Regions from separate parts of the Homo sapiens genome. Here all the other regions are linked to region 2. The links are chromatin loops, found by intact Hi-C in ENCODE. Cell type or tissue: heart left ventricle. All regions are shown on one strand. Links, peaks and the distances in the headings refer to the core of each region. The heading gives the core; the rest is flanking DNA. Region 1 overlaps CABIN1 (calcineurin binding protein 1). Region 2 overlaps CABIN1 (calcineurin binding protein 1). Region 3 holds the start of GGT5 (gamma-glutamyltransferase 5).

What was found. Peaks named below come from ENCODE experiments on the same cell type or tissue, not always from the same donor. Only the 100,000 strongest peaks of a DNase experiment are listed, where the experiment ranks them.
Region 1: it touches region 2 in a loop (2.7-fold over the local background); 39 of 110 quality-filtered maps call a loop at or near these places.
Region 3: a loop joins it to region 2, with 4 times the contacts of the local background. A loop is called at or near these places in 12 of 110 quality-filtered maps.

What each region holds. Positions count from the first base shown.
Region 1 is chr22:24,151,857-24,161,899 of GRCh38, forward strand. The region is part of intron 29 of CABIN1 (calcineurin binding protein 1); the gene reads left to right. Among named protein-coding and RNA genes, the nearest start is that of SUSD2, 25 kb to the right of the region's middle. RefSeq lists a silencer at 3,992-4,581 and enhancers at 4,762-4,831, 5,760-6,193. In heart left ventricle, for the core only: CTCF peaks have their summits at 3,983 and 5,260; DNase peaks (open chromatin) are centred at 4,065, 4,455, 4,660 and 5,255; H3K4me3 peaks cover 2,725 bases; H3K27ac peaks cover 4,192 bases.
Region 2 is chr22:24,103,198-24,113,240 of GRCh38, forward strand. All of the region lies in intron 26 of CABIN1 (calcineurin binding protein 1), which reads left to right. Among named protein-coding and RNA genes, the nearest start is that of SUSD2, 73 kb to the right of the region's middle. In heart left ventricle, for the core only: CTCF peaks have their summits at 3,997 (motif pointing right) and 4,669; a DNase peak (open chromatin) is centred at 4,644; H3K27ac peaks cover 1,635 bases.
Region 3 is chr22:24,243,664-24,253,706 of GRCh38, forward strand. GGT5 (gamma-glutamyltransferase 5) reads right to left here and starts at 1,419. Exons shown (of 12, transcript NM_004121.5): 1 at 890-1,419. The coding sequence starts at 1,062. It also overlaps the pseudogene GGTLC4P and the pseudogene POM121L9P. RefSeq lists enhancers at 200-755, 756-1,311, 2,424-2,979, 4,122-5,110, 7,918-8,418 and silencers at 3,918-4,212, 3,953-4,022. In heart left ventricle, for the core only: a CTCF peak has its summit at 4,100 (motif pointing left); DNase peaks (open chromatin) are centred at 908, 2,138, 2,688, 4,098 and 1 weaker place; H3K4me3 peaks cover 1,472 bases; H3K27ac peaks cover 3,728 bases.

The sequences.
Region 1 (10,043 bases), core at 1,460-9,459, 49 kb after region 2:
CTAGGCCCCTGCCATCCTCACCTTCCTCCAGTGGCCCATCCTTCCTCCACTCAGTCCTCCAGGCTGTGGCTGGGTCACTGCCCATCCACAAGAGCCCTGGTATTGGTGACTAAGATCCCAGTTCTGCCTCCTGGTGATGGAGAACTGTGGGGACAGCCATCTTGGGGCATCTTTTCCCCTTCAGTAGGGCACTGGTAGCAACAACAGCCCTGTGCACACCAGGTGCCGCATGTGCCGTCCCCGTGGATGTGCACGTGATCCAGGCACAGCTGTCCACTGAGATGGAGGCAGCCCCAGACTGAGGGACAGGGATCCTTGAGTCGATCCCTGCTGTGGCTGACCCAGGAAGGTCATTTCTGTCTTCCTCATCTCTGCGTCCTCACTCATGGCTCACACAGAGCATTTGGACTCAGTGACATCTAAAGTTCAGCACAGGCTGGACAATTTCTGAGTAGCAGAAGCTCTAGCCTGCAAGAATCAAGTGGAGCTGTGGGCATCTGGACAGGATGGTTTTTGGGGGTCTGTGGGTCTAGGGAGGAGAAACGCACTTCACTCTGTCTCGACCGTTGGGGAAAGGAGAGGAAACTGGCTGACTCGGAACTGTAAGGCTCAGCAGTCTCTGCTGTCACACTCTAGGTAGAAAAATTGCCAGACACAGGTCACACAGAGCCAGTGTCCCACAGCAGGGAGGCAGGTAAGCAGCAGCAAGGCCTTGTGCCTCCAAACCAACTGGAAGCTTCAAAGCTCCCAGGCTGAGAACGGGGACTGTTAACACTGAGGAACATTCTTGCCACGGCAAGAAAGGAGCCAGGGCCAGGCACGGTGGCTCACGCCTGTAATCCCAGCACTTTGGGAGGCTGAGGCAGGTGGATCATTTGAGATTAGGAGTTTGAGACCAGCCTGGCTAACATGGTGAGACCCCATCTCTACTAAAAATATAAAAATTAGCTGGGCGTGGTGGTGTGTGCCTGTAATCCCAGCAACTTGGGCGGCTGAGGCAGGAGAATTGCTTGAACCCACGAGACAGAGGTTGCAGTGAGCCAAGATTGCACCACTGCACTCCAGCTTGGGCGACAGAGCAGAGAAAAAAAAAGAAAGGAGCCAGGAGAAATCTACAGGTCTGCACCCACTCAGGCCTTGGAAGGGATGGCTATAGGGTGCCACTGGGGCTATGAGGTCCCCTGGGCAGCTCAGCCGACAGCACCTTTGGCAGCAGCCTAGCTCTGGGATCTGGGCCTTGGATTTGCAGGACCAGAAGCCCACCACCACTGGGGTGGGGGGTGTGAAGGTACTTACTTGGACCAGCCACGTGAGCCAAAGGCCAAGCATATATTTCCAAGGAGGGTGTGACCACTTAAGCAGGCTCCTGCTGGCCTGTGGGTGAGCATGGCTGGGGTGGCCTGGTCTCCTGGGCTCCTTAGGTTGGCAGAGAGCTGCAACTTCATAGGCCTTCAGGAGTGGCCCTGAGGTGGGTAAGCAGTTCTCTCTCTGGGGCAGTGGTCAGAGGCTTGTGTCCTGGACATCCAGGTGCTTTGTGGGTAATTAGGTCCCACAGGGTTTTCCTGCATAGGGTGCTGACAGTGCCAGTAAGCGCAGCTCTTTGAGCCCAGAGAATCCTCAAGGATCAGGGCAGGCAGTCTCACCAGCCTCTGATTGTCATAGCACTATCACATGACGCTCCAGGGACCTCTTGGTATGTACACAAGCACTTCCTGGGGGGTTGGGGGGTGACAGGGTAAGGCTCAGCTTAGTGAGGAACCTCCATGCTCAGGGCCTGAGTGTTTTTACCTGTCAGACATGGCAGTATCCATCTGATGGGGCTTTGGAGAGGGCTGGCACAGATACAGGCACAGAGTGCAGGACATCGTGTGGTGCTGGGAGGGGGACCAAGGAAGCTGGAACCCACAAGGCCTCGGAGCCCAGCTGGGAGCAACATTCTCCCAGGGAAGTCTCCCCAGAGGCTTTACTCAGCAGAGGCTTAGCACAGAAGCCCTGAGCTCCCCTCTTCCACCACAGGACTCCCTCCTGCTGTGATAGCCAGGCACTGGGACCCCAAGCTGCCCAGCCCATTCTGAGCCTCAGTGTGTTCATCTGTGCTGGTAGGTGGAGTGGTGCCTGCAGATCCCTTCTTTGGCAATGTGTCTGAGAGAGCACCTATCCACTCTACTCTTTCTGTGGGAAGGCATGCGCGCTGGGGAGAGCTAGGTGCTGCCCGTGATGGACCTGGAGGCCTCTGGGATGCAGGGGACTAGTTTCCAGAGAGCCACACACTCACCACAGACAACACACAGTTTCTTCCTGGCCTGGGTGTGATGAGCAGATGTTCTCAGCTTCCTTTGGTCCAACTTGATCTTACAGGAAGTAGATAAGGTATGAAGTAAGGTCATGAGCTGTGCAAGGTGTGAGTGTCGCTTTGGTCCTCGTGTCTGCTACAGCCCTGTGGACAGCCGGGAAGAGTGGCCCAACTAGCTCTGGAGCTAGTCGGGCCTTGGGGACAGGTCCCAGCCATAGTGGCCTTATTGCTGTGTGACTGCACCAGTGTCCAGTGTTTCTGAACCTGTCCCTATGTGTGTCTGTCAAATGACTATATGAATGTAGGTAGATGGCAAGGGGCTGTTGTGGCTTGAGCAACATGCAGATTTAGAACTCCTTGCTTAAGACCCTGACCATGGTGAGGAGCCCCTTGTCCTCACACAGCCTTGAGGTAGCTTGTGCTCATTGTGACTCCCCTGCAAGTGAATGATCTCTAGGTAACCCAGCCTCCTTCTTCTGTGTCCCCAGCAGCAAGTCCAGTGCCTGGCAGGGAGCAGTATCCCTCGAGGAGATCCTGAGGCACTGCCTCTTGAGTTCCTCCTGGAGGGAAGGAAGGAGGGCAGAGAGTGTGACATTACCCAGGCTGAAGGGGCAGGTTGGACCTGGGGCTGATTTGGACTAGGGGTACCTGGAAGGGGCACAGAGTAAGCCTTGGACCGCTGGCTCCAGGAACCAGCCCAGGGGTAGGCCAGGTGGAAACCAGCCAGCTCAGAGAGGAGATGTCACTAGGACAGGTGTCACCAGGATAGGGGCTAAATGGGTCTGAGGCCCCTGGGTGTCTGTGGAGGGAGGAACGGCGCTATGTGATAAGAGAGAAGCTCGCTATGTGATAAGAGAGAAGCTCATGGGGGCAAAGGGTTGGGGGTGGGTAAGCCAGGGCTTGGGGCAGCATCTCTCTCACCTAGCCCGTGCAGGTTGGCCCATCCCTGCCTTTCCTTGGCCTCCCCTCAGCTGGAGTGGGAGGAGCAGCCAGGAGTTGGTAGACTGTCCCAGTGCAGCCTACCTTCATGGGAAATCAGGAAGATGCTGTGTGCACACTGGAGCTGTGAGTACCAGGGGCATTGGCCAGACGCTGTGAGTGAGGCCCTCCCCTCCTGAGCCTGTTTCTCATCTGTAGCAGGGTACAGTACCCGCTTCCAGGCCGGAGAGCGACCCTCCCTGAGCTCTGCAAAGCTGCTCATGTCCTGGGGATGGGGTACTGTTGCTGTTCTTGGAATACTGAAACTGGGGGAAGGGGTGTCCTGAGAGCTGCCTACTACTCCCAACCCTACCCCTCAAACCCAGTGCTTTCTCTGTGGGCCTCACAGCCTAGCTGGAAGATGAGGCCCCTTCCAGCTGTAAAACCCACTTACCATGGCATCTCTTTTTTGCCCTCCGCCCTGAGGACATTACTCCAGCGGTCTTCACTGCAGCCCCCCTGCCCAACTGTAACAGCAAGGACAGCTCGGCTGTGGCCAGTCGTTTCCCCCACACACCTACACTTCTGCCTGCCACAGGGCACTACTGGCACAACTCCAGGGGGCGCCATTCACATAGGCACCGCCTGCAGAGGGGGGATATAACCCTCACACACAGTTGGCCAATGCCATCCCGGCCTGCCGCACTCCTGGCCACCCCTACACCATGCTCTCTGGGGCCCCACAGCTTCCTGCAGTGAGAGCTGCACCCACTTTGCCCGGCAGCGGTCCACAGCCCGCCACCAGCGGCCAGTCCAGGGAACCGGAGAGGATTGGCCGGCAAAAGTCAGTTGCGCTCCTGGGCCCGCTTCCAGTAGAGTGCCGGCGCCCCGTCCGGCCGCGCCTGCCCCGCCCCGGCCCGCCGCGAGCGAGAGAGCGAACGAGCCTCCGCGGCCATGGCCCGGCGCTCGCCCTAGCTCCACTGCACAGATGCCACGGCGGAGCCGGCGGGTAGGAACTTGGCGGGGGCGGGGGCCGGGACTGGGGCCGGGACTGGGGCCGGGGCTGGGGCTGCGCAACCGCTTCGCCTCCGCTGCCCGTCTGGGTCTCCACTTTGCTGGCGCTTTTGCTCAATCGTCCCCTGGTGGGCTCTGGCGGCCGCCCCCCGCCTCGGCGCACCAGGCGCAGCAGGAAGCCCGTGGGCTGTGGTTTCCCCGGCGCCCCCGCGGAGGAAATCGGCCGGCGGCGGGGTGCTGCGCCCCCATGCCCAGGGCGGGCTGGCACCCGGTTCAGCGTCAGGTGGGCGGCCAAGCCGGCTTGGGCGGCGGCGCGCGGGGGCGGCAGGCGCTGGTGAAGCCCGCACACGCGCCAGCGCATCCAGCCCTACCAAGCCCCGGGCTGGGAGCTGGCTCGTGGGGGCGTGCGCTGCGCGAAAGCGAAAGCCGCCCGCCAGAGCAACTTTGCGGCGGAAGGCGCCGACGAGGAGCTGTGCCGTGCCGCTCTTGGGGATGGTGAGCTGGCCGCCCGGCCGGGTGGGCAGCGCGTCCGGGCGCGGTGCTTCGCTAGCTATAAATAGGTGCTGTGCGGGGACAGGAAGATGGTTCCAGCCCTTTACAAGCACCGGCCCGTTATGTGCGCTGGGCTAGGACCTTGCCCCGCAGCGGAGTGGGAGGAGTGAGGTTAGGGGTAACGGTTGCATGGGATGGGGGGTGGGCACATAGAGCCTACAGCAGAGTTGGCGGCGGGGCTCTCCCATGCACTTGGTTGTTTGTCGTTTCTGCTTTTCCCGGGAGGGGGAAGGGAGGAACAGCCCGGCAGTTCTGGGGACCTTAGCGCTCCACGTCTTATTTGGCAGGAGAGGCTGGAAACGAGCGGGCGCCAGCTGCAGGCAAATTGCAGGCTTTCCCAGCCCTTGTCTGCAGAGAGAATCATTACCTGTGGATGGCGCGGGGAATCCCTTGCCCTCAGTAGCCCCGCCTGGAGAGACAGGACCGCGTTGTGGGGGGTGGGGTGTAGGAGTGGGCGGAGGCCAGGGCGCCCCTGGTGGCCTGTGTACAACCCTGCGGCCAGAGAGGCCCGCCCTGATAGGTTTGTGGTAGAAGCTGCAGGAACTTCCTGTCCCTAGGGGTGTTCAACCTGGCCTGCTTCTGGGGCCCCTTTCCTCCCAACCTTAGGGGAGGAACAGGACTGCGGGAGGGGCCAGACCCTCAGCTCCTCAGGGCATCAGGAAGATAGGGAGCTGCTGGTCTGGAAACTCAGTCCTGCCTCTAAAGGCTTCGGGACTCCTGAGTAGGGAGGCTCCAGAAGGGGCAATCTGGGCCAGGGCTCGGAGGGGTGCTGCCCAGCCGGCCTGGCTCTGTCTGTGATGCTCATCTTCCTTAGGGACAAGCCGGGTAGAGTGCAAAGAGCATGATAGGCTTAGTTCAGCTGTAGTCTTGGCTCCCTGCAGGCTGGCTGCCCTGGAACAAGTCTCTCCCCCAGCAAGGTGTAAGTGAAATCATGTGTTAAAGGAGCTGGGCAGGCAGCCTGTGAAGACGGTTGGCCCCAGGAGATGAAGTTTGCCCTACACGCCCCACGCCATCCCCTCCTTTTCCTCCAAGCTGTTTCGCCGCTTTGGTGACTTGTGTGGGTTTGTGGGTAACAGGGGTCTCCCCAGGACTGTAGAGGATTTTGGTATTTTCCCCACAGCTGCTCCTGACCTCAGGGCCAGATTCCATCCCCTTCCTGGCTCCGCTTGAGGTGCTTAAGAATAGGCTGGAACCAGGAGGAAGTTTTTATGCTTTTCTGGGGGGGCGGGGAGGCCCCTAATCTCCTCTCCCAGCAGCCCTCTCTGCTGAGAGGCTCCATCGCTCTCTAGCTGCAGCCACCCACTCAGCAGCTGGCCCTCAGCTCAATGCAGTCTGCTCCTACACCCTGTGCCCACTGCTCTTGGGAATGGGATGCCAACAGGCTCCCCGCCCTCGCCTGTTCCGAGCACTGAGTCACCACGACACCCGTGCCACGGGGGATGCTGGAGGAATCCCTCCACCAGGGGAACGGGCTCTCCCTTGGTTGCTCACAGTGTCGTGTTTTCTGTGAACAGAGCTGGCAGAGCTGAGCTCCTCCAGGAAGCCTTGCCCACCCATCTTACCACGGGCATACAGGGCTGGCTTGGGGCTAGGAGGGCCCAGGAAGACAGAACACTCACCCACTGTGTCAGCTCAGGCACCCAGGACCTGCTTCCTGGAGACCAGCCTGCTGCTGCGTGCCCACTCTCGTGGTCCCCTCTGGGTGATCTATCTTGAAGAGAGGGAGAAAAGCTTTGTGGAGAAGTATGTTCAGCCCAGCATTCTTCATCAGAATCCTTAAGTCCCAGAGCCAGATGCTCACCAGTAGCCCACTTCACTGTGCAGTGAAGGGCTCTGTGGTCATTTTGAATGATGTTTTTGGTGATGTGGGAAAATACATGTACTGTATTTGCTGAGTTAAAAGTCAGGATTAAAATTACCCACTTTCCGCTCAGGACGCTGCGGGTGATGGGGAAGACTCTGAGGGAGTCACTGCTATACCCCTGACTCGGCTGCCCATTTCCTCATCTGCTTGGCCGACGCTTCTTCTCTGGCACCAGCTGCATCCTGGTTTTTTTCTGGCTTTCTTCAAAAACCCCCCACATCCCTTGCTCTCCTAGCCCATTACTTCTTGTTCCAGCTTCTCTCCTGTCCCCTCACCCTGGATCACTGGGAAGTTGGGCTTCCCCAGCATCCTTGAAAGGGATTTATCTGTGGCATAAACTCTCCAATGCCTACTCAGGGGTAGCCTGGATGTGGCGCTAGGAACATGAGGGAGGACAAGACACTTTTCCAGCCCTCTTGGGAATCAGAGTCACCTTAGGGCTACACCAAGGGCAAAGGGATGTGGAGGCCAGGATTTGTGGGTTTTACCTGGAATACTACTTTTCTGGGCAGTCTGCAGGCAGGACCCAGGGGCCCCTGTCTGTCCTGACTCTCTCTGCCTGTGGGCTTCTCTTCCCCCCAGGGGCTTCAGGAGTTCTCTGAGATTTCATCTTGGCTCACAGATCTTGAGTCTCCCAGGAGGCCAGGCTCTGCTCAAAGGCCTTGAGGTATAGGTGTGAGCCAGAGAGATGCAGCCCTCCTGCCTGCACCACCCATCTGCTCCACCCTGGGGAGCCCAGAGTCCAGGGGACTGTGGCAGGGCAGCTATTCCCGTTCAAGACTCAGGCCCTTGAAACTGGCTGCTGACGTCAGAAGCTGGGGGCAACCCTGCAGGCAGTGCCTGACCAGGCCGGGCCAAGCCCAAGAAGGCCCCTAGCAGACTCAGGCTAGTTTGGATTGGACAACCTGGGTGAGCTGGAGAGGAAAGAGACTGCTGTGTGAAGTAGATGACCACCTGCCCAGCTGCCTGCTTGCTCCCTTGTCAGGCCAGGTGCCCTGGGTCTCCCAGGTGGCTCCTGGCACCTCATGGCCTGTTCCTTCCTCAGCACCCCTGTGCAGCGCCCAGGCAGCTCCTTCACAGCCATTCTGTCTACTCCCAAGTATGGTTCCTCCCTCTTCTGCCCTCTTGCTTGAGCCTCACGTGGCATCCCAGCTGGGCATGGCCCTGGGAATGACAGAATGGGGCAGGGGGTTGCATCTGAATCCTGTGGGTGTGGCAGCAGGGGACAGCTGGAAAAGGCCAGCAGAGAGCTTGCTTAGAGGCCATTTCCTGCAACATTGCCCAAGGGACTTAATTATGACACCCTGAGGCACCCATGGTGCTGGTGGAAGACACTGGCCACCTGCCAGCCACCCCGTCCACAGGCAGGCATTCCAGTGGCAGCCTGCCCCTGCAATGGGCCTTTGCAAGTCTTAAGAGGCACCTTTTCAAAACCGAGGTGAACTGGCATCACTGCATTCTCCATGCTTCCATTTCTACATCTGTAAAACAGGGAGGCTGCCAATTTCTTGTTCCTCTGAGTGTTAAGCAGGGGTGTAGGAAGAGACTTGAGGTGGGCGAGTCTGGCCCCTGGGTCCTGTCCCACTTTGCATCACTAGGCAGCCTTGGCAGGTCACCTGAACTCAGTTTCCCTCTCTGGAAAATGAGGGGTGAGTTGATTACATACTCAGGTTGTCCCTCCCAGTGTAGACATAGGATGAATCTCTATGTCCCTACTCAGCCCACACCTGACCCTCGTCCACTCTGTGACAAGCTCGTGCCTTGGGTCTGAGTACTGTTCTGACTGGCCTGCTCCTCTTGCTTACCCTTCTTTCTTGCCTTGGAATTTCCAGGGGCACTTGATTTCCTGAAGAGCCTTTGCCTGTGCCCTAGAAGTGGAGGAAGCTCTAGAAGGAGTCATGACTGAAAGGTGGGGTCCGCCAAGGTGACAGATAGAGCTGGGAACCCTCAGCTCAGGGAGCCTCAGAACAGCCTTGGGCTGTGCCACTAAAAATGGCCCAAGCAGTGACCCAGCAGCCAGCAGTGGGGTTTACAATGAGAATCAGAACAGTGTTTGAATTTGTGGCATCAGGCTGTCGAGCCCCGGGTTGGCCCTGGCTGAGTGAAAGGCTGTGTCTGGCAGAAAAGAGAGCCCCTGCCCCTCCAGGAGTAAGCTCCCCTGAGACCACAGTGTGCTGGAGACAGCATGAGCCATGAGCCATGGGCCTGGGCATGGCCTTGGCCTGTTGGCCGGGAATAGCAGTGTTCTATAACTTCAGGGACACTTGTCACCTCGAAGTGGTGCCACCTGCCAAGACTGCACAGCCCTCCTGCCCCCAGGCACTTCACCCTGCTTCCCAGCCCCCTCATAAATGGACAGGGCAAGAGCACAGGCTGGCCCGGCAGCATCCTACCACCTCCACTTAACCAGCTCTCAGTTCCCCCAGGAAAGTCTTCGTGGGTTCCCAAATCATAGCAGTCATGCCCTCCCTCTGTGGACCCCTAGGCTCACTCTACCATGGGACTCAGTGTTTGAGGCTCTGTTTCCTCAAGAGCAGAGGGAAGACCACCAAAGTCTTAAGGCTGTAGGCAGGGTTTGGTAACTTGTATCAGGCACTCAGCTTAGAGTCTGGGGCTTCATAAATTATTCAGATTGTTAAAATCTCTCTCTGTGACCTCATCTGCCAGTGAGGAGCCTAGAGCCGTTCTGAAGGGTTGGGGGATTGACTGAGATGCCTGGAAAGAGATGCTTGGCATGGAGGGGAAGCCTCAAGCACAATCTCAGTGTCTTTAAGTCCTCTGAGGCTATTGGTGTGCACCCCCAGCTGCCCTCAACTCTATAAGCAAGCATTATCCCAGCCACTGTGGCCATCAGGGAACCCAGCCCTGGTGACACCAGGGCCCAGGAATCAAGTGGGGCAAATCTGAAGACAGCAAGTGTGCCTGTGGAACTGGGAGAGGCGAGGCAAGGGGTACGGCCAGAGCAGCGGGACCCAGGGCTGAGGGAGAACTAGGAGAGGGCCAGAGGAGACCCTCCTCGCGGCGACCCTGCTTCTCTCAGCTGCTACTTATGGCCCCTGCCCATCTATGATCCTGCCTCTGCCTTTCCCTCAGATGCCGTGGGGGTGTTGGCCTGGTGCTGGCTCCCTCCACCTGCCCTCAGCCAGGCCTCTTGGTCACTGCTGCCTATGCCCTTCTTTTCTGGCCCTGACTTAGCTTTATCCAAGCTCACCCCTGGCACATTCTCCACACCCTCCCTGAGGCCCGAACGTGAGTCCCTGGGCTGAATGCAGTGGGGCTTCTGCTGTGGCAGTTGGAACCTGGCCATGCCCCTTCCTCCTGTGTGGGCCGTGGTGAGGAAAACCAGGTGAAGCAGGGGCTGTCCCTTGTACCTGTCCCACTCCAGGAGACCCTCCTCAGCAC
Region 2 (10,043 bases), core at 915-8,914:
TGCTGATGGCCTATCCTCCCAGTTCTGGCCAGAGGCAGATGCGGTGGGGGCCTCTTCTCCACTGCCCCCCTGCCTGCACCTCCAGCAGGTGGCCCAGTCCTATATTTCCATTGCTTTGCTCTTTCTTGCTTTAAAATAAACAACAAAGGCAACAGACTCTAACATACCAAATTATCTTTACAAGGACAAAGGTGTAAAAATGCAAATTGTGCACAGTAGCCTTGATGCTCTGAGGTGGGTCCTGTGTCTTCAGCCCACCAGGGCCAGGCTATGTAGGACGGGGAGCTGTGAATGCCAGTCAGTCCTAAAGGGCAGGCCCACCCTGGCCTCTGCTCAGTGACCTCCCCTCCTAGGGCTAAGGGGAGGTCAGTTTCTGGTTGGAGTGCCATTCCTAAACAGACCTTCTCAAAGTGGGAGAGACTGTAAGTGGAGCTCAGTTTGTTCTGCTTGTTCCTGACGGGCAGGGGACAGGGGAGGCTGTCAGCGAAGAGCCACTCACCTCTTTTGTTCTCTTCTTTCATTCTTAGCTTTTTGAAAACCTTTAGGAGTTAGCTGGTCACGGCATTTATTGAACATCTGTTGTGTGCCAGGCATGGAAAAGGGTGCCATGGGGAAAGTCAAGATGATGGTGCCTTGATTCCTGCTCCCAGGTTGGATCTGATGTCCCATGGTATCATGGGACAGTAGTTGGTGCCAAGGAGGAGTGCCATGAGCTGGCAGACGGGAGCAAGTTCTGGGGTTTGGTGGGTTGGGAAGAATTCCTGGAGAAGGTGAGTCTCTAGAGAGGCCTGCAGGCCCATTTAGACATGGAGCTTGGAGAGTCCTACAGCTTTTGGATACTGAGGTGACTGGGGTGGATGAAAAAGAGACTTTGAGGGGAGAGAGCTTGGGAAAGCAGCTGGGCTCTGAGGGTTGGGCTCTTTCCTGTGGGCAGTAGGGAGAGTGATGTGGTCACAGGATCTCTCTCTCTCTGGGCTCTAAGGAAGGCACAATTTTCCCCCCATCATCCTTTGAAGAGCCTTCCTGGGAAGCTCACTAGATGGCTGGGGGATGCCAGCCTCACACCTTACAGAACTGCTTCGCTTCTTCTGGCATTTGTATCAAGAGGGGCTGTTCACCTGCCTTTGGTCAGGAAAATGTTTAAAGCCTCCCGAGGCCTCCCTGGTCAGTGCCTTTCCTGGCTCAGAGGGCAGGATGAGAGATGCATGATGAGGCCTCCGAGCATCAGGCCCCTTCAGGGCAGCACCATGGTGTCTACACATATCAGGCTTCTGATATGTCTGCCAGGCTTCGAGGTGCCTGGCAGTGCTCAGTTGGCCCTCACCTGTGAGCACTGGCAAAGAATGGACAAGTGGTGCAGCCTGGCCCTCACACAATGCCGTCATGCCCACCTGCTGCCTGCTGTGTATCTTCCTCTCTCTCAGGGGCCCCCAGGTTTCTGGTACCACTTTTCTTTGGCATCCATCCAGTCTTCTCAGCCTGACAATGGGCACCCCGATTTCCCGGGCCAGCCTTGCTTCTGGTGGACGTGTTCTTTTCCTGTGGTTGGCCAGGATTGACTGAGGCAGCTTTTATCTAGTCAGAAAATTTCTCAAAATACTAATTCCACCCAAGTTTACGGTTCTTAGAAACCTGTTGTTTCCTGGTCGGCAGGACATTTGTGGTCTTTTCTGGGGCACTAGTCAGAGCTGTTGCAGTAGCACAAGCATACATCTTCTTCCTCAGGCTTTCACTGCCCCAGGCTGATGGAACAAATGGCCGTGAGCTGTTTCTGGTCTTACTGCTGGAGCAAATGGAGGAAACACACTTAAAGAGACACTGGAAAGTTGCATCTTGTAACTAAAGAGCTCTTTTAGGCTGGCCTGAGAATCCTGGGATTGTCCAAGGGATCTGAGCTGAGTCAGACCTGAACAAGGAGGACTCAGAACACAGAGTCTTTTCTCACACTGAGTGGGGACAGGCAGCCTTTCTGTCACTGAGCCAGGTCTCTTTCCCTCTGCGTTGCCAGCTGTCATTCCTTTACAGTTGATCCTGCAAATCCCACCCTGGAAGTAGAAGGTTCTGGAGCTTAGAGGGAGGCAGTTTAATAAGCACTTGGCTGGCAGACGCACATCCCCCTAAGGATTCAGAGGGAAGGCTGGCGTGGCCCAGATGCATAGACACGAAACATTCCAGTAATTAACAGTAACAATAAAATATTTATAATCTTGCCACAAATATTAATTAGTATGAGCAGGTTTTGTGTGGGCAGATTTTTAAAAGAACATTCTGAAAAAAAGAGCAAGGCCAACCTATAGCCTGCTTGCTAGTGCCATTCTTCTTTCCTGTTGGCCTCCAAGTAGCTCCCTAAAGAAATCAGCTCTCAGCTCCTGAGTCTCAAGGCTAGATACCTGGACTGTGGACAGTCCCTGGAGGTTCCATCCAGGGTGCCTGTTTCCCTGGAAGGCTCTCTCCACCCAGCCCCATAGGAAGTTTAGGCTAAGTCTGGCTCTCCTACATCAAAGAGGCTTTCCATCTGTCTCTTGCTCTGCCTCAGAACCAGGGGGCCCAGAACCCCCTCCTCACCCAAAAGCCCCTCCACAGAAAAACAGCTTGACTCTGACTTCTTCCATCTGGCCTTGCTCTATTAGGCGAGGCAGGAGAACAAAATGCCTCTGCCACCAGGCTTGGCAGCTTTTGTCTATAGAGCACAGGCAGACCCAGCCGGTCCTCTGAGGGCTCAGCACAGGCCATTAGCACACAAAGTTGCATGTCAGCCCATTTGAACCTAGGGCCACAGGATCCCAAAGATCCTGTGGAGGAGGTAGGACTGGAGCCAGGCCTGTAGGCTGTTCCTGAGGCCAGAATTCCCTCTCCACACATACTCAAAGACTCCCCAGTTCACTTGGGCAGCATGAGAGTGGTGCATTATGGTGCTAGGCTGCGTTCAGCTGTCTGGGAAGCGGGTGGAGTATGGCTCAGGGAGTGGTCCTTGCCCAAAGGTACATGGCTGATGGATGGGGGTCCTACCCCAGAGAAGAAGCCTTTGACCTGTGACCTCTTCTCCCAGAAGCCTTCCCTGTGCACACTGGCCCTTCCTTGGCTGCAGGTCTGGTAACCTGAGAGATGACCTTGCAGAGGGGCCTGCTGGGAGTAGAGAGATGACAGTAGTCAGCGGCATCCTTCCTTTTCCTCCTGCCCCTCTTCAGGGGCCTCCCAGAGCAGGGGCTTCCTGCTTCAGGAATGGGGGTGGCTCTGGGTTACACACCACAGTCCAAACAACCCTCCCTGCTGCCTGCCCTGCCAGCTTATCCAACTGCAGGGGTCCTGTTCTCCAAGAGCTTTTTCCCAGCACTGTGGCACATTGTCCTCCCTACCTTGACTCACCCAGCCCCTGGGCTGTCCCATCCACAGCAGCCCAGCTGGTGGCAGGATGAGGGTCCTTTTCACATGCTCTGCGATGTTCCTGGCAAACTTACCCCACTGTTCATGTCTGTCTGTCTGTCTTTCTGTCTGTCTGTGGCCTCTCTGAGGTCTTCAGTCAGCTGTACCAGAGAAAGTTTGCTTCCCCAGAAGAGGAGGAATGGAGGCTGGGGCACTGTCTGCCCAGGTAGATAGAGCCATTCTTTAAGAGCTTTTTCATTCATCCCTTTTGCCCTATTGACGTGAAAGAATTGAAACTTGGTGTTCTTTCAGTCTGACTGGCTTGAAACTTGGTATGAAACCTTGGGTTGACTTTTAGTATTTGAAATCAGGGTCATTTTAAATAGGCTGTGCCAACCCTTTCAGACACACAAGATCTGAAAGGAGCAGAAAATGGGCCTTGGGCCTTGAGTCCCTTTTGGTGGCTCTCATTTGAAGAGATAACACATCCCTGGACTCCTTCCTGTGGTGCTGCCCCCTTGGTAGTGGGCGGGAACCTTGGCAAGCACCTCCCCCACCTGCTTGCTTCACAGGCCAGTTGGGCATCTCATCTCTGTGTACATAGCCCCTGCCTCTCCAGCTCTGCCACAGCAGCCCACCCCAGCATCATGACCTGCAGGTGGCACCCAAGACTGTGGTGAGCCCCATTAGCAGAGCCTTCCTCAGGGCCACTTAGGTACCTTGATTACCCCTTAAACAAGGGTTTGTCTAGAATCACCACAATGCCCCCCAGGGCCAGTACCAATCTCTGCTCTCTGGTTTTTTAGATGGTTGGCAGTTCCAGATTCTCACATCTGTGTCTGAGAGGCTCAGGAAGGGCCTGGCAAAGTGTAGTCAGCAGCCTTTTGTCCCTGCCAGGTCCCTTGGCTTGTGCTTGCCCTGTTCCACTGCTGTGGATGTTATTTTAAGAGTCTCAGCAGAGTCCCCACTCAATTGGTGGTCGTTCTTCAGGGAGCAGAAGCCCCTGCACAGCATGCCGTCCTTTCTTGCCCACACAGTTCCTGGTGAGGTCTGGCCACCTTCACTGCCTGCTGGATGGATCCTGGTTCCTTCACATTGCAGCATCAAGAGGGTGTTAGCACTTTGAGAGTAAATATCTACTTGCCTAAACCAATCCTTAGTTTTCATAATGATCACAGCTGGGATTCCACCAAATTGGCAATTCCTTTAGGCCCAGAGCCCAAAAGAGCCTGTGAGCCGGTGAGCTCGTGGGGCAGCTTGCCAGTCGGTGAAATCATCCTAGCAAGGCTTGCTTCCTGGAGCTTGCCGCAGGATGTGCTGCTGAGCTGTGCAGTGACTTCAGCTAGTCTCAGGCTGGCTGAGGAGACCCAGCCCTAGCTTGTCTTTCAGGGAGACTTCAACTGCGGGGCATGGCCTGCTGTCTTTCAGAGACTCTGAGGCCTCACGAGCATTGTCTAAGCCATCGGTGTTCTCACTGTCAGGGCCAGAGTGAATGCTGCAGGGCTGTCACTTGTGTGCAGGGCACTAGCCACGCCTTTGTGGGATCCCATGTATGTGTCAGGGACAGAGGTAGGAAGACAATGGCAATCGTGTTAAAAAACCTGAAGTGGGGGCCTAGAGCAGCAAAATCATTTGGCCAAGATCACCCAACCCCTAAGTGGCAGATCTGGGATGGGAATGTGGGTCTGGGAGCCCAACCCTTAAGCTCCTACAATGACCCTGCGTGGCCTCTAGAGGGTCCCCATTGCTAATCCTCCCTTTACACACAGCCAGCAAATGGGCTGCCCCACCTCTTCTTGATCCCCTCATGCTGGGGACTCAAGTTTGGGACATTTTGTGAGGGCTGCAGGCCTGCTCATAACTGCCATTCAGTGCTCATGGAGCCTTGTATTCTGGCTTTGTAAGTCAGGGAAGAGCCTTTCACAAGCGTGAGAGAGAGGTTCTGGTCAGGTCTGTGCTCCTCCACTCAGGGGTCTTATACACGTCCCAAGTCCTCATTTCTCATTGTTCTGTCAGCCCAGCTGATACTGATGATCCATCAGTTCCTGGGCAGTGGACATGGCAAAGGCAGCTATGAAGGAAGGGCTATGGCAGGGATGCCTACAAGGTCACTGTCCCCAAACCCTGGTATATGATGAGACATGGGTAAAGAGGCCAGAGCAGCAGGGCACCCTTTGGAGCACAGACCTGATCCTCAGTATCCTCTGTGCAGGCCATCCCACTTTGACAGGCCTGTTGTGTCAATGTTGCCCCCCCATCTACATGGTGCTGCTTAGGTATTGGCTCCAATATGGCATCAGCAAAACCCTCTGCTCATTCAGACCTAAAGCTGTAATGGCACATTTGAGACATAAGAGATAAAACATGCTCAGGTTCTCTGAAATAATAGTATTGATAAACTGACATTTTGTGAACCTTTACTGTTTGTTAGGCACTGATTCAAACACTTTATGTGTATTAACCTAGTTAATCATAACAGTTCTGTGAAGTGGGTGCTTATGTTATCACAGTTTTACATGCATGGAAACTGAAGTATAAATAATTATGGCATTTACAGAGGCTCTCAGAGATAGTAGGTGACAGAGCAGAATTTCAGTTCTATCAGCCTGGATCTTCCAGAGTCCAGGCTTTCAACTTTTTTGAAACAACTTTATATTTTGCTTTTTTTTTTTTTTTTAGACAGGGTCTCGCTCTGTTTTTCCAGGCTAGAGTGGAGTGCAGTGGCACTATCACTGCTCAGTGCAGCCTCAACCTCCTGGGCTCAAGTGATCCTCCCACCTCAGCCTCCCAAGTAACTGCCACGCCTGCCTAATTTTTTTTTTTTTTTAATTTTTTGTACAGACGGGCATCTCCGTATGTTGCCCAGGCTGGTCTTGAACTGCTGGGCTCAAGCAATCCTCCCTCCTTGGCCTCCCAAAGTGCTAGGACTACAGGCATGAGCCACCCAGCCAAAACAAGTTTATATGTTGTTTCAAGTTTGCTTACCAGGCAGCTCATGCCTACCCTACCAGTAGGACCCAGCTGATTAGCACTAAAACATGGACCAATACCAGGCTTTTAAGGTAGCTGAGCAAAGGGTTGGTGGACCCTAGGGGACTGTGTCTGCCTTTCTCCTTGTGTTCCCCAAGAGGCCAGTGTGGCATGGACCTCTGTGAGATGATATGTGGTTGCAGTTTTTAGGTGCGAAAGGGACTTAACTTGCTCATGGTCTCAGCTAGTAAATGGCACAAGAGGAACTTGAACTTAGCTCTCTTGGTTGCTAGTTTATTGAGCTTCACCTTGAGGTATGTAAAGTTCAAGACAAAGTTTTATTTTTTAATAGTTCTCAGCCGGGCGTGGTGGCTCACGCCTGTAATCCCAGCACTTCGGGAGGCTGAGGTGGGTGGATCACCTGAGGTCAGGAGTTTGAGACCAGCCTGTCTAACATGGTGAAATCCCATCTTTACTAAAAATAAAAAAGATTAGCTGGGTGTGGTGGGGCACGCCTGTAGTCCCAGCTACTCAGGAGGCTGAGGCAGGAGGATTGCTTGAACCTGGGAGGTAGAGGTTGCAGTGAGCCAAGATCGTGCAATTGCACTCCAGCCTGGGCAACACAAGACCCTGTCTCAAAAAAAATTTTTTTTAAGTTCTATTTTATCTCTACTATTGGTTTATTATAGTATCATTTTTTTAAAAAAATGTAGTTGTTGCCTTAGGGTTAACAAAATACACCTTTAATTCATTGCAGTCTGCCTTCAGGTGATACTGTACTACTTCGTAGGCAGTGGAAGAGCTGCTCATCTTTTGCACTCGTTTTCATTCATTTCACTTTTACATATGCTCTAAGCCCACAATACATTGCTACTATTTTTGCTTTAGAAAGTAAACAATAATGTTTTAGAAAAATCGAACATAAAAAGATCTTTTATATTTACCATAACTTTAACCATTTCTGGGAAACTCCATTTCTTTATGTAGATCCAAGTTTTATCTGGCTTCATATTCATTCTACCTGAAAAATTACCTTTAACATTTCTTGTAACTCAGATCTGCTGGTAATGAATTCTCTCAGTTTTTGTTTGCCTGGAAAAAAACAAACCTTTTTTTTTCCTGCAATTTTTAGATATTTTCACTGAGTATAGAATCTTGAGTTGATTATTTTATTCTTTCAGCACTTTAAAGATATTGTCAGATATGTGTAATTTCTAATGAGAAGTCTGCTGTAATTCTTAACTTTGTCCCTCTGTATCTGATGTATCTTTCTCTGACTGCCTTCAACATTTTGTATCTTTGGGTTTCAGCAGTTTCAAAATGGCCCACCTAGGTGTGATTTTTTTTTTTTAAATGTGTGTGGAGGGATCTTTCCCTTGCTTGGTGTTTTCTGAGAATCTTGGTGATTTGATGTCTTTTATTATTTTTGGGAAATTCTTAGTTATTATGTCTTTAAATATTTCTACTGTCCTGTTTCACCCTCATCTCCTTTTGTGACTCCGATTAGCATGTTGGATCATTTGGATGCTCTGTTCTGATTCCTCCTGTCCACTCTTTTTCTCTGGGTTTGGATTACAGATGCTCCTCAACTTACAATGGGGTTATTTCCTGATAAAACAAAAGTAGGTTGAAATTAAGTCAGAAATGCATTTAATATACCTGACCTACCAACATCATAGTTTAGCCCAGCCTCATCTAAACATGCTCAGAACACTTGCGTTAGCCTACAGTTGGGCAAAATCATCTAACACGGGGGTCCCCAACCCCCAGGTCACAGACTGGTACCAGTCCGTGGCCTGTTAGGAACTGGGCTGCACAGCAGGAGGTGAGCAGCAGGCAGGCGAGCACTACCACCTGAGCCCTGGCTCCTGTCCAATCAGTGGCAGGCATCCTTAGATTCTTATAGGAGCGTGAACCCTATTGTGAACTGCACATGTGAGGGATCTAGGTTGTGCGCTCCTCGTGAGAATCTAATGCCAGAGAATAGTTTCATCCTGAAACTATCCCCTCCAGCCCCCACAGTCTGTGGAAAATTGTCTTCCATGAAACTGGCCCCTGGTGCCAAAAAGGTTGGGGACTGCTGATTTAACACAAAGCCTATTTTATGATAAAGTGTTGAATATCTCATGCAAGAATATTGTACTGCATATCACTAGCTCAGGAAAAGATCAAAATTCAAAATTTGAAGTGTAGTTTCTACTGAATGCATATCACTTTTGCATCATTGTAAAGTCAAAAAAATTTTAAGTTGAACCATTGTAAGTTGGAGATTGTCGGTATGTCTAGTGACCTGTTTTCAAGTTTTGATTTCCTTTTGCTCCTCAGCTGTGTCAGGTTGGCTGCAATGTCTGGGAAAGGCATTCGTCATCTCTGTTACTGTGTTTTTTATTTCTAGCCTTTGCATTTGACTCTTGCTTTTTTTTATCTCACTGCTGAAATTTCCTGTCTCTTCATGCATATTGTTCAGCTTTTCCACTACAGCCTTTGACATACTAATCATATTTATGAATCATATTAATCTTAGTTATTTTAAATTCCCTGACATGTAGTACCAATATCTGGGTTATCTGTGAGTCTGGTTCTGCTGATTGATTTGTCTCTTGACGATGTACTTTTTTCTTTCTTTCTTTGTGTGTCTTACAATTTTTACATTGAATACCAGATATCACGTGTAGGACAGAAGAAACTGAAATAAGTAATATTTATGCCTGGAATAGGCTTCCCTCTTTTGTTTCTAGGCTTTTAGTAGGGAAAGTTGAGTTAGGCTAGTCAGAAATTGAGCTGGCTTGGGTTTTGTTGTTGCTATGGTTACCTTTAGTGCCCCAGTGGTGCAATCATAGCTCACTGCAGCCTTAACCTCCCAAGCTCAAATTCCTTTCATGTTACCTTGTGCTTAGTAGGGGAGCTGGTTTGCCACAAGGTTTTTCTCAACATTCCAGTTCCACCTTCAGCCTTAGGCCTTTGGGAGTACCTCAGGGAGGGTACTCCTCCATGTTCTTGCCTTCTCCCTGCAGTAGACTCCCTTGCTTGTTACTCAGTGCATGCCAGCCTAGGGTTGGGGACATGGGGTAGTTCTCTGTTGTCTTGGTCCCAGCCTCAGACTTAGGTGGGCTCTGTGTTCCTGCATCTCAGGGGTGGTGCTTTCTCAGTGATTCTGCCCGTCCTTCAGTGGTAGGAGACCTCTAATGTTTGGACCCTAGATGATTTCCTGCCCCTCCCTTAGAATAGAAGGTTTTTCCTTTTCCCTTCCCCAGCTGCAGTGGGTCTTCACCTGTACCCTGAAAGCAACAAGGTTTCCTCCCCCACCTCCATGCCTGAAGGCTTCTGTTCCTCCAGGTAGGCTTTGTACCTTTTCCATAGCATCAACTACTCCTCCCCTCCAGATCTGCACTACTCCCAGGAAGGTTTCCTCAACTTCCCTCTTTGCCCCGCCCCTTTTCTTTCTCATGAGCACCTGTGAAGGTCCGAAGAAGGCAGCCAGTGAGTGAGTACAAACTCCTTTTACATCTGTGGCTCCCAGAGATCTAGAGTTCTTCCAGATCACACCTGGCTTTTACTAACAGGTTAAAAATGTTTCCTGAATTCTTTCCCACTTCATTTGTTTCTGTTATATTTATATGGTAGAAAAACTACATAGTGGTGGCTACTGTGCATCTCTTCCTAACTCCACATTTGACAACAGCACGTTGGTAACTTGAAAATTGCCATGG
Region 3 (10,043 bases), core at 700-8,699, 140 kb after region 2:
CAGGAAGGGGCATCCTGTATGTGTCCTCTGCAGCAGCAGCAGCGGAGGCCTCCCTTGGGCTGGGCTTCCTGGAAGAGGGTCAGGAAACACCCGCTGTGGCCCCTCTCCACCACGCCCTCATCCAGGACACCAAGTATCAGTCACTCAGCTCACGAGACCCAGGCCCTGACTCAGGGAGAGAGGATGTGAGGGGTGGGGCACCGGGCTCCTCAGGACTGAGAGACCCGAGATGTGGCCCCAGGCTGGGTGTTGGGGCAGACTGGCTATGGCAGCATTGTGTGTACCCCAGCAGGCCAGTACCCACGCAGGGAGCCTCCAAACCCCTTCACCCATGACCCTGGGAGAAGACCGCAGCCTTGGAGAATTGGCCTCACTGAAGGGGCCTGCACCGGCCAGCAGGGTCAGGCGGGGCCAGACAGGTTCCCACCTGGGATATGCAAATGGGCCTCCTGAATCCTGGAGCCAGGCGTGGACTCACACACCACCATTGTCCCCAAGTCCCCATCTGCCCCACGAGCACACCCTGCCACCTGTTCTGTGCAAGGGCCCTGAGGCTGCCTCCTTGCGCCCAAGACCTGCAGGTGCTGAAGCCCACACACACACGGCTCCTGCTTCCTGGGCCAGTGCACGTGCACACACACACACACACACACCCACCCACACATACACATACCCACACACAATCACACACATTCACACACACCCACACTCCCCACACTCACACTCACATACACTCACACACACCCACACATGCATGCAATCACACATACCCAGACACTCACACACACACCCACACATACATTCACTCACACACACACACACACACACGCCTTCTCCAGGAGGGGCTGGCTGCCAAGGGCCACCCAGCTTCCTCCCACGTCTCACTCACCGTCCAATATCCGAGCAGACCTTGGAGTCGGCGGCAACAGCAGCGTGGGCAAAGGCCTGGGGGCCACATGGGGCCTGGTGTCGAGAGAGGACCACAGCCAGCACAATGACAGCCAGCGCCAGCCCCAGACCCAGCAGGACTAGGCTGACCGTGGCCCCGTAGCCCCGGGCCATGGCTCTGCAGCCCAGGAGGAGAGGGGCGGCTGGTGGGCAGACGGAGGGACGGATGGGTGGGCAGATGAATGGACAAGAAGATGCACAGAGTCACAGGTAATTGGACAGATGGACAAACAGGTGGGGGCTGAAGACAGACACGAAGATGGATCGACAGATAGGCCAGATAGCTAGACAAAGAGGACAGTAAGAGAAAGATGGTCAGATAGACAATGGGACAGAGATGGGCTTACAGATGGGCGGACAGACAGACAGGTCTGAACAGCGGGCTGCCAGATGGACAGATGGGTGAATGGACAGATGGCTGGCAGCTGTGGCGAGCTGCTGCCCTCACCAAGTGCACACTACGGAGTGGCCAAACTCACGCCTCAACTTCTGGTTTTCAGCTCCTGCTTGTTGCTGGCAGGAGGCCAGGCAGCAAAGCGTCTGAGGGGAGTTTTCCTTGCCTAGAGGAGTCAGCTGCTGTGTTAACTCCCTCACTGCTAGTAGGTCCAAAGGCCCCACCTACCGCCCGCCAGAGCCCAGGGTCACACTGTCGCAATGTGCAGGAGAACTTGGTGCCTGCTGCACTGCGGTTGCCAGGTAGGGGCAGGGCTCCCTGGAACCTCCACACCATTCCCCGGGTTCCCGGCAGCTCTGGGAAAGCAGAGCTGGGGCCGCTCAACTCTCTCCCCTGGATCCGGCAAGGCTGCCCCCCTCCCAGAGTGGAGCCCTGCTCCCCAGCTCCCATCTCTATCCCCTAACCCTCTCCTCATGGCCCAGCCTAGTCAGCATCAAGGTGGAGCTGAACAGAGGCAGAGGGAGGGGGACACAAGGTGGTGTCACTTAAAACTTGGGTTCAAGTCCTTATGCTTCTGCAGCCTGGCCTGGGTCCCACAACTCCCCAGGGTGGCCAAGGGCTTCCCAGTCTGCACAGAGGACAGGGGGACTTGACAGCATCAAATGCTGGTGACTACAAGACGCCCATGTGGGGAATGCAGACAGACCATGCCTCTAGCCCTTGGCATCCGGGACCATTTGTCCAGGACTTGCTGTCCTGGAAATGCAGCATGGACCTCCAGGGAGGGAGGCTGTGTGGAGGCCACGCCCTGCCTGTAGCTCTTTCCCACCCTAGCTGCGGGTCTGCTTCCCTGAATCCAAATCCGCTATTACTGTGCTGGCAGCGCAGCCTCTCTAGGGACACTGGCCTGGCTCTGTTCTCCCCAGGCCTCAGGGTGCCTAAATGGGAGGCAGCCAGGAGAGTGAGGACCCACTGAGGGGCTCTGTTGACCAGGCTCAGCAGGGGTGCAGGTGATGTGGGCTGGACTTCTTCCCACGTGGCCCCCACAGTCCTCCCCGCTTCCTCCCCAGCTGAACACTGCCTGCTCCAGATGTCTACACCTGGAAGCCGGGCCCCCCCATCTGGGCAGCAGAGAAACTGAGGCACAGAGACAGACTGTGTCCTTACAGGCCACACAGCCTGCCAGGCCCCTATGTCCAGCCAGAGCCCCTGGTCAGCCTGGACTGGAATGATTGTTTAGAGGCAGGCTGTTCCCACGGCTGCCTCTCGCGGTGGGGGGCCTGTGGATGCCTCCTCCCGCCCCCACCCGACTCCCAAGCCTCAGTGACATTGCTCAACCAGGAGCTGAAGTGCATTCCTGGGCTTAGGCCAGCCCACCCACCCACCCGCTGCAGTCCTGGAAGCTCAGAGGCCTGGGCAGCAGGAACAGTGGAGACAGCAGCGTGGGGGACGTCCCCCCTCCTCTCCCCACCATCCTGGTCAGGCAGAGGCCAGGGTGCAGGGACCGCCTGAGCAAAGGCCCAGGGAAAGGAATGGGTGTCATTCTGGTCCTGACCCGAGGCACAGCCAGGAAGGTCCCTGAATGTCCTTCCTCAGGAAATGATGGGGGAAGGGGCGATGAGAATGAAGGAGAGGATTTAAGTCCCTCACCCCCCGAGGTAGTCCTGGGCTGAGCCCCACGGGACCTGGAGAACCAGGGTGTACCCCACCAGCGTGTCGGGTCCAGGAAGCCTCGTGGCCAGCTCCCACTTCTCTTCCTGCTGTGCAACCCAGAGCAAGGCCTGCCCCTCCAGCTTCAGTCTTCTCCCCTGCAAATGGGGCCACGGCCTTTCCTCTCAGGCCGAAATAAGGATTGAGGCCGGGTGCAGTGGCTCACCCCTGTAATCCTAGCACTTTGGGAGACTGAGATGGGGGGACTGCTTGAAGTCAGGAGTTTAAGTCCAGCCTGGTCAACATAGTGAGACCCCATCTCTATTTGTTTAAATAATTTTTTAAATTAAATAAATAAAATAAGGATTGAGGAGTGACTCGTACATCACTCAACTGGGAGCCCCAGAGACACAGCCCTCCAGGGCTCAGAACCGGTGGTACTCTACTCTGCAGGCACAAAACCCTGTTTGTGGGCCCTTTGGTATCACCAGGTTTTCGGGGCTCCTGAAGGATAGCCCCGACCTGGCCTCACCTGGGCCCTGGCCAGAGTGCCCCTGGTGATATCCAGAGTGCCCCTGGTGCTGGGCTGTGACCACCACCCCTCACCAGCCTATCTCCACCAGCCTTTCCCAGAATCCTGCCCCAGGTGTTGGAACTGTGCCTGGAGGAGGGAGCAGGCCCCGAGGGAGGCCTGGAGGGGCTGCTGATGGTGAAGGCTGCTGTGTCTAGTTGTTCCCTTCCAAACCCACTCCCTCTGGGCTGCATCCCCGGCTGGTCCAAGCCCTGATCCCTGGGATCTGGGGACCTCTTCCAGTTTGCTGTTCCCTGAGAACCAGGCCTCCCTCTGGAGAGGATCACAAGCTTGGGTTTCACTCTGGGCTTAAACTTGGAAACCCCCCAGGGGCTTGGCTCTGACTGAGATGTTTTCCTCCAGCCTCTTGCCCAATCCCCACTCCTCAGACCTCAGCTTCACCTCCCATGTCCTCGGCAGGGTGAGCTGGACGCCTACGGGTCTGAGAAGGCACCCGGGTTCCCGGCATCAGCTGGCCACTCTCTGCCTAAGAAAGGGCCGGGGTCGCTGCACCCTCTGGTGGCTGGTCCTAGGTGGTGTTGCTGCCCAGCCCAGGGAAGGGAGGGCCTGGCCCCAAGTCTGAGGGATCAGGGTGGGAAGGGGCAGGGCTTGGCATGGACCTTCCCCTGGCCCCCAGCCACGTGCCTGGCTTTCCCCATGCTGAAGATGCTGAGGCTAGTTCCAGCGACCGCAGCGTGAAGATCTCCGAATCCCGCCTCTCCAGTGCCTCATTTATTGTGCTGCTCTGCTGCTCACAGGGGAAGCCGGTCCCCCAGAGTCCCCTTCCTGGTCCTAGTGAGTATCTTGTCCCTAGATTGCTTGTCAGCCTTGTCCGCCTGGAGCACTCAGTAGCCAGCAGGCTCCCCGCCTTTCCTGGAGTCCGAGGCAGCTGCCCAGCCACCAGCCGTGTGGACGATGGCTTGCACCACAGCGATGAAAGTGGATGCGATCTGGGTGTGATGGTGCCGGGTCTCCAGGGCTGCAGTCACTGCCTGGGGGTGGGAGGAGAGGGGAAGCCTGAGCAAGGCTCCAGATGCCACCTGAACCACATCTGTGTGGTCACAGGCCTCAGCCCAGGTGGTGCCATTTCGGGCCAGGTCATCAGGAAGAGCAGGTTGGGGCCTGCTGGGTCTCACTGGAGCAGGGGGTTTGGCCTTCATGTCACAGGGGCTCCAGATGGCCCAGGCACTAGAGAGAGGACACCAACCATTGTCCACTCTGTGATGATCCAGGCCTCCAGCCCAGGATGCCCTGGGGCCCCACACCGTGACTCAGTTTCTCCAACCCCCGGCCCACCTGGTCAATGTTTCTCTCCACTGTCGTGACGTTGGGCAGAAGCTGGTTGTGCAGCCGGGGCTCCTCCACGGCCCGCTTCACGTCATAGCCGAACCAGAGGTTGTAGATGATGGCCTGGGGCATGGGAGTGTGATCAGCGTGGCTTGGGGGCTGTGCAGGGTGGGCACGGCCAGGGAGAAAAGCTGTGACACATATCAGTGCAGTGGCTGTGGTGATCTGTGTGCCCCCAGCAGCTCCCACAACCATCCGGACCTGGCCGTCCTGGCCCACCATGATCGTCGGGCACATGGACGAGAGCGGCTGCTTCCCTATGGCCGATGGGAGAAGACAGGGATGCCCGTCAGCTGCCTGCCCAGGACACCCGCCCCTCTCCACCCCAGTCCCCCACCCCCGGACCTCCACCCCATACCTGGCTGGATGAAATTGGCAGGTGAGGGGGCACCCCAAACTCGTTGGTGATGTTGGGAGAGCTGAAGTCGTCCATTTCATCATTGAACAGGATCCCGCTGACCGGGGAGCGGACCTTGGAGCCAAAGCTACCGCCCAGCCAGGTCAGACAGTGCCCGACCTTGCCTGGCCCAGCCTGGTCCCTATCCACCCACTGAGGCTCAAACATACTCACTGAGAGGCCCAGGATAAGCTACCAAGGTTGGGCCTCAGTTTCCCACCAGGAAAAGAGGTGACGGAGCCACCTTACTGGATAAGTGGGCAGTCCCTGGGCCACCCGCCCCTGGCCCTTTCCCACCCAGGCGGCCCAGCAGCCCCTACTAGAGGTTGATGGTGCTGGTGGTGGACACAGCACTGCCGTCTTCTGCGACGACAGACAGGTGAGCAGTGCCCCCATCAACTGGCGTGTAGAACTCGGGCTTGTAGTAGGAGATCGGGTGAGTGGTGTCGTCAGAGATCTGGGCCCGGAGCTGGGCAGCGAAGAACTCAGAGGTCATGTTGCGGACCACCTGCCGAGACCCCAGAGCTGGCCTGAGGAGGTGGGGAGGGAGGGTGGGGAGGGGGCACAGGTCTCAAAAGGCCCCTGACTGTGGCTCTGATCACAACCCTCTGGCACCCACAACCTTCCGTGGCTCCCCAGGACCCAAGGGCAGGCCCAGGATCTTGCAAGACCAGTCTGACTCCCTGTCTCTGTCGCGTTCCAGCAACTCTGAATGTCTGTCTGCCTGGTCCTCAGCCTCCAGACCCTTGCTGCATTCAATCACTCATTCCTTCATGCAAAAAATATTTCTAGAGTTTGCACTGCATGCCTGGCACTGGGGAATCAACAGGGAACAGACACTTAGGTCCTGCCCTCATGCCAAGAAAAACAAACACACACAGGGAAAGTGCTGAAACCACAAGCCAGGTAAGGGGAATCAAGAGGCATGAGGTATGGGCAGAGTGGTCAGGGAGGGCTTCTCAGAGGAGGCAACGTGTGAAAAGAGCCTGGAATGTGGCCTAAATGGTCAGTGCAAAGGCCCTGAGGCAGGTGGTATAGGCTGGTGAGCGATAGGCAAAGAGTGAATGGAGTGGGGTGGGGAGAAGAGGATGAAGATGCAGGCTGGGGCCCATCCCACAAGACCTCCTAGGTCCCATAACAACTGGCTTTTGCTCTGTGCCATGCAGGCTTAGGGCAGAGGAATGAGCAGGCTGGGGAGTGTTTTCACAGGGTCCCTCTGGCAGCTATGACGGGGATAAGGATAAAGCCCAAAGGGGAGGCTGTGGGTATCAACCAGGCAAGAGATGATGGCCTGGGTGGGAGAAAGAGAAGAATCAAGGATGGTGCCGACTAGCGAGGTAAACCCTGCAGAAAGGGCAGGTTTGGGGATGGTCAGGAGCTTGATTCTGGATACTTCATCAGACCTGAAGAGCATGGGTGCACGTATAAAAAAATAAATAAATAAGCATGGGTTCACGGGCAAGGGCGGGCTGAGAGATGAACATGGAGGTATTGACATTGAGTGGCTGCTGGATGCCATGAGCCTGGCCAAGGTCCCCAAGGCAGTGGCGAGGAGGAGATGAGGAGGTCAAGGAGGAGACAGAGGATGGACCCGAAGGCCGAAGAAAATGCCTCAAGGGAGTTTCAACACCGGGCGCGGTGGCTCACGCCTGTAATCCCAGCACTTTGGGAGGGGGATCACGACGTCAGGAGATGGAGATCATCCTGGCTAACACGGTGAAACCCCGTCTCTACTAAAAATACAAAACATTAGCCGGGTGTGGTGGCGGGCGCCTGCAGTCCCAACTACTCCAGAGGCTGAGGCAGGAGAATGGCGTGAACCCGGTAGGCGGAGCTTGCGGTGAGCTGAGATCAGGCCACTGGAATCCAGCCTGGGCGATAGAGGGAGACTCCATCTCAAAAAAAAAAAAAAAAAAAGAGAGAGAGTCTGGCTCTGTTGCCCAGGCTGGAGTGCAGTGGCGCGATCTCGGCGCATCACAATCCCTTCCCCGCCCGCCCCCGGGTTCAAGTGATTCTCCTGTCTCAGCCGCCGGAGCAGCTGGGACTACAGGCGCGTGCCACCATGTCTGACTAAATTTGTATTTTTACTAGAGACGGGGTTTCACTATGTTGGCCAGGCTGGTCTCCAACTCCTGATCTCGTGATCCGTCTGCCCCGACCTCCCAAAGTGCTAGGATTATAGGCATAAGCCACCACGCCCGGCCTCTTTTTTTTCTTTTTCTTTTTTTTATCTGGAGACTGAGTTTTGCACTTGTTGCCCAGGCTGGAGTGCAATGGTGCGATCTCAGCTCACTGCAATCTCCACCTCAGCAGGAGAGCAGGAATCTTCAGTGATCCACGGGCAGATCTGCCACCATTGTGGGCACCTGTTCCTCCCGCAACCTTTGTGCCCGCCTCTCTCCTTCCAGTACCTATTGCATGACCCCCCACGTCCGCCTCCCGCCATTGCCAGCAAGTGCCTCGCGCGGGTACCTGGCTGCGCTTATTAATCCGTTAAGCTCGCTCTGTCACGGGCGCCGTGATGTGCTCACGCGCCCACTCCCTCAGGTTTAAAAGGCGCGTTGCCCGGCAACAGAAGAAACTGCTGGCTTAGCCTTTGGCGGAGTTGGCGGCTGGACGAGGACGCTCAGAGCCCAGCTCTCGAGAGTTCAAGCAACCGACGGTTCCCCACTGCTCCCAGGAGCGGTTACCTGGGCACTCTGTGCCCCTCCTTCCTGTTCGGGCCCAGGCCGAGGACCTGCCAGTAGGGCTCAGTTGCCTGGAGCCCGTTCAGCCCATCCCCCAGTTCACTTTGCCTGTGGGATCTCCCCGTTGCTCCTGCCCGTGGACTGAGTGGCAGGCCATCCTACAAGCACCCGGACACTTGACATCAGTGGTGTCAAGACAACTCTAAGAAGGTTTTCCGTGATCCTGCAAGCCCTGCGTTCCTTCCTGGGATCCTGCCTTCAATTTGATTGCACAGGTACCACAGCAAGCCAGTGCTGTGTGCTCCGAGTTCCAGGGCGTCCTCCAGCTCAGCCACTGCACTGAGAACATGGACTCTCTGTGGGGCCCAGGAGCCGGGAGTCACCCCTTTGGGGTCCACAACACCCGGCTGTCCCCAGACTTGTGTCCAGGGAAGATAGTGTTGAGGGCCCTCAAGGAGAGCGGGGCAGGGATGCCTGAGCAGGACAAGGACCCTAGAGTCCAAGAGAATCCTGGTGATCAGAGAAGGGTCCCCGAGGTCACCGGGGATGCACCGTCTGCATTTCGGCCCCTGCGGGACAATGGAGGCCTCTCTCCCTTTGTGCCCGGGCCCGGGCCTCTGCAGACAGACCTCCATGCCCAGAGGTCAGAAATCAGATATAACCCGACATCCCAGACCTCCTGGACGAGCTCCTGCACCAACCGAAATGCCATCTCCAGCTCCTACAGCTCCACGGGAGGCTTGCCGGGGCTAAAGCGGAGGAGGGGGCCAGCCTCATCCCACTGCCAGCTGACCCTCAGTTCCTCAAAGACAGTGAGTGAGGACAGGCCTCAGGCTGTCTCTTCAGGTCACACCCAGTGTGAAAAGGCAGCAGATATAGCACCAGGGCAGACACTCACCCTCAGGAATGACTCCTCCACATCCGAGGCCTCTAGGCCCAGTACACACAAGTTTCCCCTGCTGCCACGCAGGCGAGGGGAGCCTTTGATGCTGCCACCTCCCTTAGAGCTGGGGTACCGGGTCACTGTTGAAGACCTGGACCGGGAGAAGGAGGCGGCCTTCCAGCGCATCAACAGTGCACTGCAGGTTGAGGACAAGGCCATCTCGGACTGCAGACCCTCACGGCCTTCCCACACTTTGTCCTCACTTGCAACAGGGGCTTCTGGTCTGCCTGCCGTTTCTAAAGCACCCAGTATGGATGCACAGCAGGAGACACACAAGTCCCAAGACTGCCTGGGCCTACTGGACCCCTTAGCATCTGCTGCAGGGGTCCCCTCTACAGCTCCCATGTCTGGGAAGAAGCACAGACCACCAGGCCCCCTGTTCTCCTCCTCAGATCCCCTTCCTGCCACCTCTTCTGATTCCCAGGACTCAGCCCAGGTCACCTCGCTGATTCCTGCCCCCTTCCCAGCTGCAAGCATGGATGCGGGCATGAGAAGAACAAGGCATGGCACTTCTGCTCCTGCAGCTGCCGCAGCAGCCCCTCCCCGCTCCACATTGAACCCCACGTTGGGGTCACTACTGGAGTGGATGGAGGCCCTTCACATTTCTGGGCCTCAGCCACAGCTGCAGCAGGTGCCCAGAGGTCAGAACCAGAGATCCCAGACCTCCTGGACCAGCTCGTGCCCCAAATGAAATGCCATCTCGAGCCCCTACAGCTCTACGGGAGGCCTCCCGGAACAAAAGCGGAAGAGGGGCCAGCCTCATCCCACTGCCAGCTGACCCTCAGTTCCTCAAACACAGTGAGTGAGGACGGACCTCAGGCTGTCTCTTCGGGTCACACCCAGTGTGAAAAGACGGCAGATACAGCACCAGGGCAGACACTCGCCTCCAGGGGTGGCTCCCCCAGATCCCAGGCCTCTAGGCCCCGTATATGCAAGTTTCCCCTGCTGCCACGCAGGCGAGGGGAGCCTTTGATGCTGCCACCTCCCTTAGAGATGGGGTACCGGGTCACTGCTGAAGACCTGGACCGGGAGAAGGAGGAGGCATTCCAGCGCATCAACAGTGCACTGCAGGTTGAGGACCAGGCCATCTAGGACTGCAGACCCTC